Linked DNA regions of Homo sapiens: region 1 is linked to region 2. The links are chromatin contacts, found by Hi-C or POLR2A ChIA-PET in ENCODE. All regions are on one chromosome and are shown on one strand. The core of a region is the stretch at or near the end of the contact, and the rest is flanking DNA. Distances in the headings are between cores, read along the strand shown.

Evidence for each region. A loop is a pair of places that touch in the nucleus more often than their neighbours do. ChIA-PET counts read pairs that join two places held with the same protein, here RNA polymerase II (POLR2A). Pooled maps may share reads with other maps.
Region 1: a map of natural killer cell shows a loop between it and region 2 (3-fold over the local background). The contact joins the promoter of LINC02120 here to the promoter of NPR3 in region 2. A Hi-C loop is called at or near these places in 8 of 168 maps with a recorded cell type or tissue (Caco-2, GM12878, HepG2 and 5 more), 35 of 37 single-sample maps with no recorded cell type and 16 of 50 pooled maps. POLR2A ChIA-PET finds 5 or more read pairs at or near these places in 2 of 52 experiments (Caco-2 and endothelial cell of umbilical vein).

What each region holds. Positions count from the first base shown.
Region 1 is chr5:32,945,242-32,950,460 of GRCh38, forward strand. LINC02120 (long intergenic non-protein coding RNA 2120) reads left to right here and starts at 2,202. Exons shown (of 6, transcript NR_033832.1): 1 at 2,202-2,580; 2 at 3,702-3,859; 3 at 4,875-5,042.
Region 2 is chr5:32,709,749-32,714,791 of GRCh38, forward strand. NPR3 (natriuretic peptide receptor 3) reads left to right here and starts at 1,573. Exons shown (of 8, transcript NM_001204375.2): 1 at 1,573-2,797. The coding sequence starts at 2,029. RefSeq lists an enhancer at 1,934-2,659 and a silencer at 2,535-2,829.

The sequences.
Region 1 (5,219 bases), core at 952-3,451, 240 kb after region 2:
TAGGTTGACAGCAAAATCCTCCTTTCATTTATAAATGGACTATGTTTGCTCTGGAAGCATCTGAGAGGATAAATATGGGATCCCACAGAAGCCACAATGTTATTTTTACAGTGTCTTTTCTCATTATAACTTCAGTTCAAGTCTTGTTTTTTCTTCCTCAACCTCTGTTTTTTTCTGGGGGAAAGGGTGGTTGTGTTCCTCATGTGTGAATGCGTGCACATGTATGATTGTGTGTATGCATACACACATAGTAGAAGTTCTTTCTTTCTTTTTTTTTTTAGACGGAGTTTCGCTCTTGTCACCCAGGCTGGAGTGCAATGGCACAATCTCGGCTCACCACAACCTCTGCCTCCCAGGTTCAAGTGATTCTCCTGCCTCAGCCTCCCAAGTAGCTGGGACTACAGGCGTGTGCCACCACGCCTGGCTAATTTTTGTATTTTTAGTAGAGACGGGGTTTCACCATCTTGGCCAGGCTGGTCTCGAACTCCTGACCTAATGATCCACCCACCTTGGCCTCCCAAAGTGCTGGGATTACAGGCGTGAGCCACCACACCCGGCCCTACACATAGTAGAAGTTCTTTCTTCTTTTTTTTTTTGATTTATTTTATTTTAATTTAATTTTATTATGATTATGCTTTAAGATTTAGGATACATGTGCACAATGTGCAGGTTTGTTACATATGTATACATGTGCCATGTTGGTGTGCTGCACCCATCAACTCGTCATTTAGCATTAGGTATATCTCCCAGTGCTATCCCTCCCCCCTCCCCCCACCCCACAACAGTCCCCGAAGTGTGATGTTCCCCTTCCTGTATCCATGTGTTCTCATTGTTCAATTCCCACCTATGAGTCAGAACATGCGGTGTTTGGTCTCTTGTCCTTGCGATAGTTTGCTGAGAATGATGGTTTCCAGTTTCATCCGTGTCCCTACAAAGGACATGAACTCTAGTAGAAGTTCTTTCTAATTGAGGATCCTAAAAAGATGCAAAGACTGACTCTCTGAATAATGTTTACCTGACAAAAAAAATGTTTGCACCATTACTTTTCCTAATTTTTCCCACCTGGTGAGATTATCCTGAATTGTGGTATAAATTTGGTCATGTTCTACCCTGGAAAAATATGAACTCTAAAGAATGTACAAATTAAATAATGATTATGTGATGTTAGGTATATATACTCTTAATTATTTAAAGAGCCATTTGGTAGCAAGTATCATTTTAGTATTTCTAACAGGCACACTAATTTTATCCTGAGAGATATCAAAATATAATGAAGATCTGGGTGAACATGTTCATCCTCAGTTTAAGTTTAAGGTTAGATTCCACCTTTATGTTGTATCTTAAAGCAACATTTTAGGTACCCTTGGAGAGTAGCCAGAATAAAGGACCCCCAAAGCTGTCTGGTCTGTGTCTTAATCCCCCGAATCTGTGATTATGTTAGGATACATGGCAAATAAGCATTAAGCTTGCAGATGGTATTAAGATCTCTAATTAAGATGACCTTTAAGACCGGGAGATTATGCTAGATCAGCCCGATGAGCCCCGTGTAATCACAAGACCATTCACGTGGCCAAGGAAAGTGGAAGAGTCAGTGTCAGAGTGATGTGATATAAAAAAGATGTGACTGGCCATCGATGGCTTTGAAGATGGGAAGAGGCAACGAGCCAAGAAATGTGGGCAGCCTCTAGGAAGGCTGGGAAAGGGAGGAAAACAGATTCTCCTCTAGAGCCTCCAGAAAGGACATCTGAATTTTAGCTTAGTGAGAGCCATGTTGGACTTCTGACTTGCAGAACTGCAAGATAATAAATTTGTGTGATTTTAAGCCACCAAGTTTGTGGCAATTCGTTACAGCATCCACAAAAAAGTAACATATCTTCTAACTCAGGCTATGCCTACAGAATACTAACAAAAAGCCACTTAAAAATAACAATGTCGGCCAGGCGCAGTGGCTCACGCCTGTAATCCCAGCACTTTGGGAGGCCGAGGAGGGTGGATCATGAGATTAGGAGATCGAGACCATCCTGGCTAACACAGTGAAACCCTGTCTCTACTGAAAATACAAAAAATTTAGCCGGGCATGGTGGCAGGCGCCTATAGTCCCAGCAACTCAGGAGGCTGAGGCAGGAGAATGGCGTGAACCCGGGAGGTAGAGCTTGCAGTGAGCCGAGACTGTGCCACTGCACTCCAGCCTGGGCGACAAAGCGAGACTCCATCTGAATAAACAAAAAAAAACCCCAAAAAACAAAAAAACAATGTCATGGTATTAGTTAAGGCAAGTGATATTCGCTACCATAACAAAAATCTCTAAAAATCTTATGGCTTAATATAATTAGAATGTACTATTTGCCCCGGAGAATTCAGACAGATGTTTGTTTCTGCTCTAGTCACTTTCCATATAGTCATTCCAAGTCCAGTCTTCTTCCATCCTGTGGCTCCGACTTCTTCCAAGACCTTAAAATCCTTTCTCCTTCCAGCAGATGCAGAAGGAGAGAATGTGTGGAGGATTATGTAGAAGGATTTCACGAGCCTGGCCTGGAGAGGACACATCACTTCCAACTCCATTCCATTACCAGAGCTTAGGTGAATGCATGTGCCTCATTTTAAAGCAACATTTTAGGTACCCTTGGAGAGTAGCCAGAATAAAGGACCCCCAAAGCTGTCTGGTCTATGTCTTAATCCCCCGAATCTGTGATTATGTTAGGATACATGGCAAATAAGAATTAAGCTTGCAGATGGTATTAAGATTTCTAATTAAGATGACCTTTAAGACCAGGAGATTATGCTAGATCAGCCCGATGAGCCCCGTGTAATCGCAAGACCATTCACGTGGCCAAGGAAAGTGGAAGAGTCAGTGTCAGAGTGATGTGATATAAAAAAGATGTGACTGGCCATCGATGGCTTTGAAGATGGGAAGAGGCAACCATTACCAGAGCTTAGGTGAATGCATGTGCCTCATTGCAAGGGAGGCTGTGAAATGTAGTCTAGCTGTGTCCTCGAGGAAAAGGAAATTTGGAACTTGACTAACACATAGCAGTCTCAGCCACAACTGGGCAAGGCCATCTTTTGACAAAATATAAAAAAACAGGGACAGGGAAAAACAACAAATTTCATTGTGAAGTAGAGTCAATTAAATAATGAGACGCATAATAGATAAGCAGCTATTAGCGCTAGTTTAAAATACTTGCAACATCACTGAGGGATTCCTGAAAAGTCACTTAAGGTCTCTGGGTCTCAGTTTTCTCATCCCGGATACAGCAATAAAAATCTGCCCTGCCTCAAACTTGTTCTCTGTCCCAGCTTTTGCCAGTTTTCAGGTTTTTAGAAAAAACAGAAAGACACTAAACATGTTTATTTGTTTGCATGTGCATGTCTAGAGAATGTGAGTTACGCTATTTTTTATAAATGAATTTTTCCAAATTGACTAGTTAAATATAAATGCATAGTTTCTTTTTGTTAGGTTGCCCATCGAAATTGCCATTTTTTAGCTTAAATATGGCCAAATGACGGCAATTTCATGTAGTTGAATTTAATATATTACATTAAAATAACATGTTGGCTCCTTTTGTATAACCAAGAAATGACTTAGGAGACTGTTTCTGATTACTGTAAATCTTCACTGTAATTCTCTATCATGATGTCTTGTTTATTATCTTCCCGTATTTTGCAATTTGTAATTTATCTGTTTGTTTGCTTCTTTAAAGTCTATTTCCAGAAGATTATAAGCTTCATGGGGGTAGATGCTTTACTTCATTCATCACTGCATCTCCAACGCCTAGCACAGAGTCCTGAATTACAGGCTCAATAACTATTTACTGAATGTGAAAACAGAGCTGCTTGAAGATATATGAGGCTAATTGAGGTGACAATATCACATAACTTTTATCTGAGATTGCAAATAAATTGTTATACATATTCCAGATAATATTTTTCACCTGTTTTACTTCAATTTTTATAAAATCCAGAATTCCTTTCAATGCCAACCAAAACCACTACGCCATTTGTGTACTACGAAAAAGCAGTGCCTACACTGTTGTAAATGCTTTTCCATGAATTACTTTGGATAGCTAAAGACTGTGACTTTGAAGCTCGTAGTGATTCATTATTATTGTGAATTGCACAGGTGAGAAGGGACATAGAGGTTGCTGAACCTCTCTTTACCCAAACCCTCCTAGACTGGTGCAAATTTGTTCAATTTCTAACATCTTCCTAGAAGAACGTTTCACACTCAGCTTTTGGAACCACTTCCAATGTATACCATATGTCAGCGTTGTTGGGATTTTCTTCCTTTTAATTTAAATGCTTGTACTTAGGTCTGTTTCTTCTTGTTGTTAAGTGAAAATAGTAAAAGACTGTCATCTTTTGGGTGGTGAAAATTCATCAAAGCCAAGAAAACCATCTTTTAATAATCACCAGTTCTCATTGTTCTATGTTCATGTGGTTTTGAGATGTTTTAGACCCATCTCCAAAAATACCTGCACCCCAGGCAAAACTGGTAGCAAAACAGCAACCCGGACGTTGGTGTGCATGTTAAAACGTTGTTCTGACTCACAGAATTGGAATGTAATTTACTACTGGGGATAAACTCTGTGAAAACACCTCCATGATCAAAATAAAAGATGAAAAAGAAGAGCATCCTTGGGCCCCAGGGAGAGAACCAGATCTGATGGTGTCTGGTGCAGCTTGCAAATGTGAACATTTCTTAAGGCCACTACAGGACAGGAATATAGGAGCCCAGAAATAATTGAACTTGAAAATGTTCCTGCCCATTTGGCTGAAATCAATGGTGAAAACCCCTATGATATTGAATATGTTTTTAAATTTATATTAAATACCTCCGTTTTTTGGAAATTCATTTTGCTTTTCTTTTTACTTAGCTTGTGCATTTGTTGGCTATTGCTGCTACAGTGGATGCTGTTGTTCAGTATTCAGATATCAAGAAACAACTAGCCAAAGTAAGGAGGAACGAGGGGCCCATGAAGCTCAGTAGAGCTTGTGATAATATTTGCAAGAGAAGACTACCTGCCAAACTAACTTCAGAAAAGGTGATGATGATGTTCCCTACTATCAAATACAATGTCATGGAAATAGAGTGTTAGGTACAAAGATAAAATCAGAAACACACAAGTCCCCTGGGAGATGCAGCAGCAACAGGAGTGGTGTGTGGGGCAGCCCTAGTAATGTGAAGGAGGACGGATAAGATTGAATTTGCTCATGAAGAG
Region 2 (5,043 bases), core at 323-2,822:
CGAGCGCTGACGCCAGAAGTTGCCATATCCCCAGAAACCCCAGTTTGCCTTTTCACCGTCGCAAGTGAGAACCAGAGCGCGTTAAAGGCCTCGGAGTAAAAAACGCAGCGTCTGGGACTGCGGCACCCGGGTTGAGTCGGGTGCAAGTTTCTGCCGAAAGAGGGCGTCGGTCTGAGACTAAAAGAAATTTGTGGACACGGACGCCTAGTCAAATGAAAGACCATTTTAACACATTTTCAATGTATTTAAATGTGCGGGACTTAATTGTCAGAATTCTCCCGCCCAGTGTAGCCCGTTCACATTGCAAATGACTTGGCTGCAGTAGGCACAGAAGGTCCAGTTCCATTTTGACCCGCCCCGCCGCGCGGCGGACTCCCGCGATGCTCCTCTGGTCACGGACTTCTCCAGAGCCGCTTCCCTCCGGTCTCCACCGCTGCTGTGGCTATGGCCAGTGGGAGGACTGGGTCTCCGAGGCAGGACCTTTCTTGGAGTCGCGGAACCCCAGCACAGTGCCTCGAGCGCTCCAGAGAAGGAGCGGTTGGATCTTTGAGCACTCAGGTTGGAGGGGAGCGTGTGTCGTACCCGGGGGACCTACCGGGAACGTTTTGGGAAAGACAGTCCCTTTATTTAGGTACCTGGTTTAGCAAACAAAGCCCCGAGGACGCTTTGGGGATGCTTTCCAAGCTTTGTGACACCTCCAGAAGTTGAACCATTCCCTCGCCTTTGGGAGCAACAAGTTTCACTTTCCTGCTCTCAGTGCGCTGACAGAGGGTCCGTGAGCTGGGACACTGTGACCTCGGCACCGCTGCGATTCCAGCGCAAACCTGCGTGGCCCAGGGGGAGGGGGCTGGCGCGGGGCTGAGGAAGGCGGGGTGTAGGTGACGCCCGGGCCAGCCGGGCACACCAGGTCCGCGATGGAGCCATCTGCACTGGGACCTTGGTCCTTGTTCCCTGACCTTGCGCCGAGGGACCAGGAAGGTCAGGTGCTCGCCCCGCGTCGGTGCTTCAGGAGGGAATGTGGCCAGAACGAGAAAGGTGAGAGCAAGCGGCACCTAAGGATTTTTGCACCGAAACCACAATTTCTAGAACCATCCCTTTCCCCCAGTCCTGGTTTTTTTTTTTTTTTGCACGGTGTGTGTGTGTATATGTGTGTGTGTGTGTGTGTGTGTATGTGTGCGTGCGCGCGCGCATTTCTCTACTTTAAAGCACGTTTCCTTTTTTGAAGCCAGGAGCTGGAGAGCGTGGAAAGGGAGAGGCGGTGATCGCACAGGCACGCGGCGTGGTGGGGGCTCTTGCCGGTGCAGACGTGGGCGATTTCAGCTTTAAGGAAAAGGCAGAGGGCCTGCGGGGAGTGGTGGTTAGGGACAGGGGCGCGATGGGTAGTGAAGGGGTGCAGGGAGGAGCCCTGATGTAAGAATGTTAATGAGAGACTCCCCCAGCCCAGCCCCCACATCTCCCCACCCCCACCCACCCCACCCGCTGGAAACACAAGCCCGGCCTCGGCGCGCCATGTGTGGTAACACGCTCAGCCGCTGCCACGCTATTTAAACGCGGGCTATGGATCCAGGAACCGGCGCGAATCAATGAGATCAAATGCGAGGGAGATGCACCGTCAATTACAAACACTTGGACAAGTCTAACTTTTTTTTTCTTCTACAAAAACGCTTTCAAAAGCAACCTTAGCAACGCCCAAATAAGAAGCCACCTCTAAGCAAAATAGTATATGTATAAACGGAGGGCGAATATATACAAGTATATATATATGTATATTACAGACGCACAGGTTTACACCCGGTGAACTTTTTCTTTTTCTTTTTCTTTTTTTTTTAAGAAAAACTAGTGACATTGCAGAGAAGGACGCTTCCTCTCTATCTTTTGGCGCATTAGTGAAGGGGGTATTCTATTTTGTTAAAGCGCCCAAGGGGGCGCAGGGACCTTGGAGAGAAGAGTGGGGAGGAAAGAGGAAGGGTGGGTGGGGGGCAGAGGGCGAGTCGGCGGCGGCGAGGGCAAGCTCTTTCTTGCGGCACGATGCCGTCTCTGCTGGTGCTCACTTTCTCCCCGTGCGTACTACTCGGCTGGGCGTTGCTGGCCGGCGGCACCGGTGGCGGTGGCGTTGGCGGCGGCGGCGGTGGCGCGGGCATAGGCGGCGGACGCCAGGAGAGAGAGGCGCTGCCGCCACAGAAGATCGAGGTGCTGGTGTTACTGCCCCAGGATGACTCGTACTTGTTTTCACTCACCCGGGTGCGGCCGGCCATCGAGTATGCTCTGCGCAGCGTGGAGGGCAACGGGACTGGGAGGCGGCTTCTGCCGCCGGGCACTCGCTTCCAGGTGGCTTACGAGGATTCAGACTGTGGGAACCGTGCGCTCTTCAGCTTGGTGGACCGCGTGGCGGCGGCGCGGGGCGCCAAGCCAGACCTTATCCTGGGGCCAGTGTGCGAGTATGCAGCAGCGCCAGTGGCCCGGCTTGCATCGCACTGGGACCTGCCCATGCTGTCGGCTGGGGCGCTGGCCGCTGGCTTCCAGCACAAGGACTCTGAGTACTCGCACCTCACGCGCGTGGCGCCCGCCTACGCCAAGATGGGCGAGATGATGCTCGCCCTGTTCCGCCACCACCACTGGAGCCGCGCTGCACTGGTCTACAGCGACGACAAGCTGGAGCGGAACTGCTACTTCACCCTCGAGGGGGTCCACGAGGTCTTCCAGGAGGAGGGTTTGCACACGTCCATCTACAGTTTCGACGAGACCAAAGACTTGGATCTGGAAGACATCGTGCGCAATATCCAGGCCAGTGAGAGAGGTGAGCAGGGGCGCGTCCCGGGCCCCGGGCCCTAACCCAACCGCTCTCCGCGGCTCTCCCTGCACACTCGTCCACTCTGCAGACCCCACTCCCCACTGCGGCGCTGAGGTCGGGTGCGCGCGGGCACTCGTTCAGGTATGCGCCGTGTGGCTGCGACAACCTTTGACGACCGCCCATCGCGGTGTACGTAGAGGGTCCCAGGGAGGTGAAGGGGTTGGAGGAGAGGGCGTCTGTAGCTCCTGCGTGCCCAGGTCCAACAGGTGCTGTCAAACACTTCGATGTTTTTTCTTCCCAGTTTCCACTTTGCCAGCGCCGGGCTGGTGATTAGGGGGCGCACTCCCAGTGCCTGGCTCCATCCAGGGTCTGAAGCATCCGAGGCGGAAAGAACTTGTTCCCCAGTCCTTTGCCAGCGTGCGCCCCCACTTAGTGCGGAAGCGTCCGCGGACGCCTCGCAGCGAGGCGTCGCCACTTAGCTCGCCCGCTCTTGGGGTTTCTCTGACTGTTGTTTCCACAGACCCCAGGTTTCTTTTAAAGGCTTGTTGACTCACTCTTCTCATTCCTTTCATTTCCCTTCCAGCCCCTTATAAACGAGCTTCTGTGGTTTCCACCAAAAATGCCCCTGTGTGTCTGAATTCTGGCGACACTCACTTCTCCCAGAGTGTTCTGCAACGCAGTTTCTAATGCGCCCAGAGCTAAGCTTTGCGGGAGTGCCTTTTGAAGAAACGAGCGCTGAACCTTCTTTCCACCTGTCCCCCAAGTTTTCTCCATGGGTCTTTGGGTGTTGGAATAAAACCCAAACTGGACAAAGAGCTCGAGGCTGAGGATGGTGGCTATGGCTTCGGGGAGCGGGGGGACGCGGACGTGTAATCGCCAGTGTGGCCCATTTTACGGTAGGGTAGAATCTGAGGGAAGGCGGACTGAGATGCCGGTATAGCGCCGATCCCTCCTCCCTCTAGTCAGGGATTAGGAGCACTGCGATGAGGGAATCCCGTCTCTGCTCCCCCTTGGCGCTCACGCGCCTGGAATGTGAGTGGTGCAATCCCGGCAAAGCTCCCCGAGACCCCAGTGCCACGCGGATGAGACCGAAGGGGAGCGGAGTTGAGCCAGGCGCCGGGCTAGTCCACAACTTGGCATGGCCGAGCACCTGGGCGCTGGTCGTAGGGGACAGCGCAACCTGAGGCCGAAGGCCCCAGGAACAGGTGAGAGTGGACAGAGAAGCCATCGATAATGGCGCTGCTGTCACCGCCTTGCCATCTTGGCCACCTCGGACTCACCCTTTAGAGCAAAGAGGCGAGAGGTGTTTGACAGTGGGAATGCATGGCCAAATTTTGAGCTCTGGAACTCCAGGCTGTCTGTGCCGAATTCCTACCAGCCAAGCAGGCGGGGCGCAGGCTTTGCCGATTATGAAAAAGGGCACGTGTGTCCAACGGCTGCGGACTTGCCACGCCTGCCACGCCTCGGCAAGGAACCCACATCTACACTCCCAAGTCCCAGTCGCCAGGTTACTGCAGCCTCCACGGGGGTGTCTGCGCCCCGGGCTGCTAAGGCTCCCGGAACCTGCTTCTCCAGTTCTCGGCTTTCGAGGGCTAGGCGCTAGAAGTCAGAGACTTCCCAAGGCCGGCTGGGACTGGGGGTGTGTCCCCCTATGGGCGAGATCCGCGGTTTGCTGACTCGTCCGTAATGTCACTACCCTGTAGATCCCAATGTCAGCGGCTGCCCCGGCGCACGTGGCCTGGGATACAAAACCAAGGGCATGTGTGAGACCAGAGGAGGGCAGATCGCGGCCCCGGGGCCCCTCGCCCTCACAGTGGTGGCTGAGGCCTGGGGCTGGGCGGACAGCAGTGCCCTGGTGGGCCTGGGGACTGGTGCGCCCCGGGCTTCTGAGGACTAGGGCTGCAGTCGGCTGTAAGAATTATTTTTTAATTCCAAAAGCCTCATAGACGTTCCGAAGTCTCTTTGCTTTTTTTTTTTTTTTCCAAGTTTGCATTGAGGGGTGAAAGTTTGCTTAACTGACCTGTATATTTTACAAGTGATAAGGTTAGGATTTTACAATTCTTACTCTAAAAAGTATTTCCAACAGTGACCTGGCAGATATTTAGAAATAGGAAACAAAACAGTTTCTCCTCTAATCGTCCTCCAATCGCCTCTAATCATCCTTCCACCCCGAAATTCCTTACACTCGAGAGAAAAAGTTACTTGATAACAAAGCTCTCTTAGGGGACCTTTTAAAAATACATTGAAGTAAC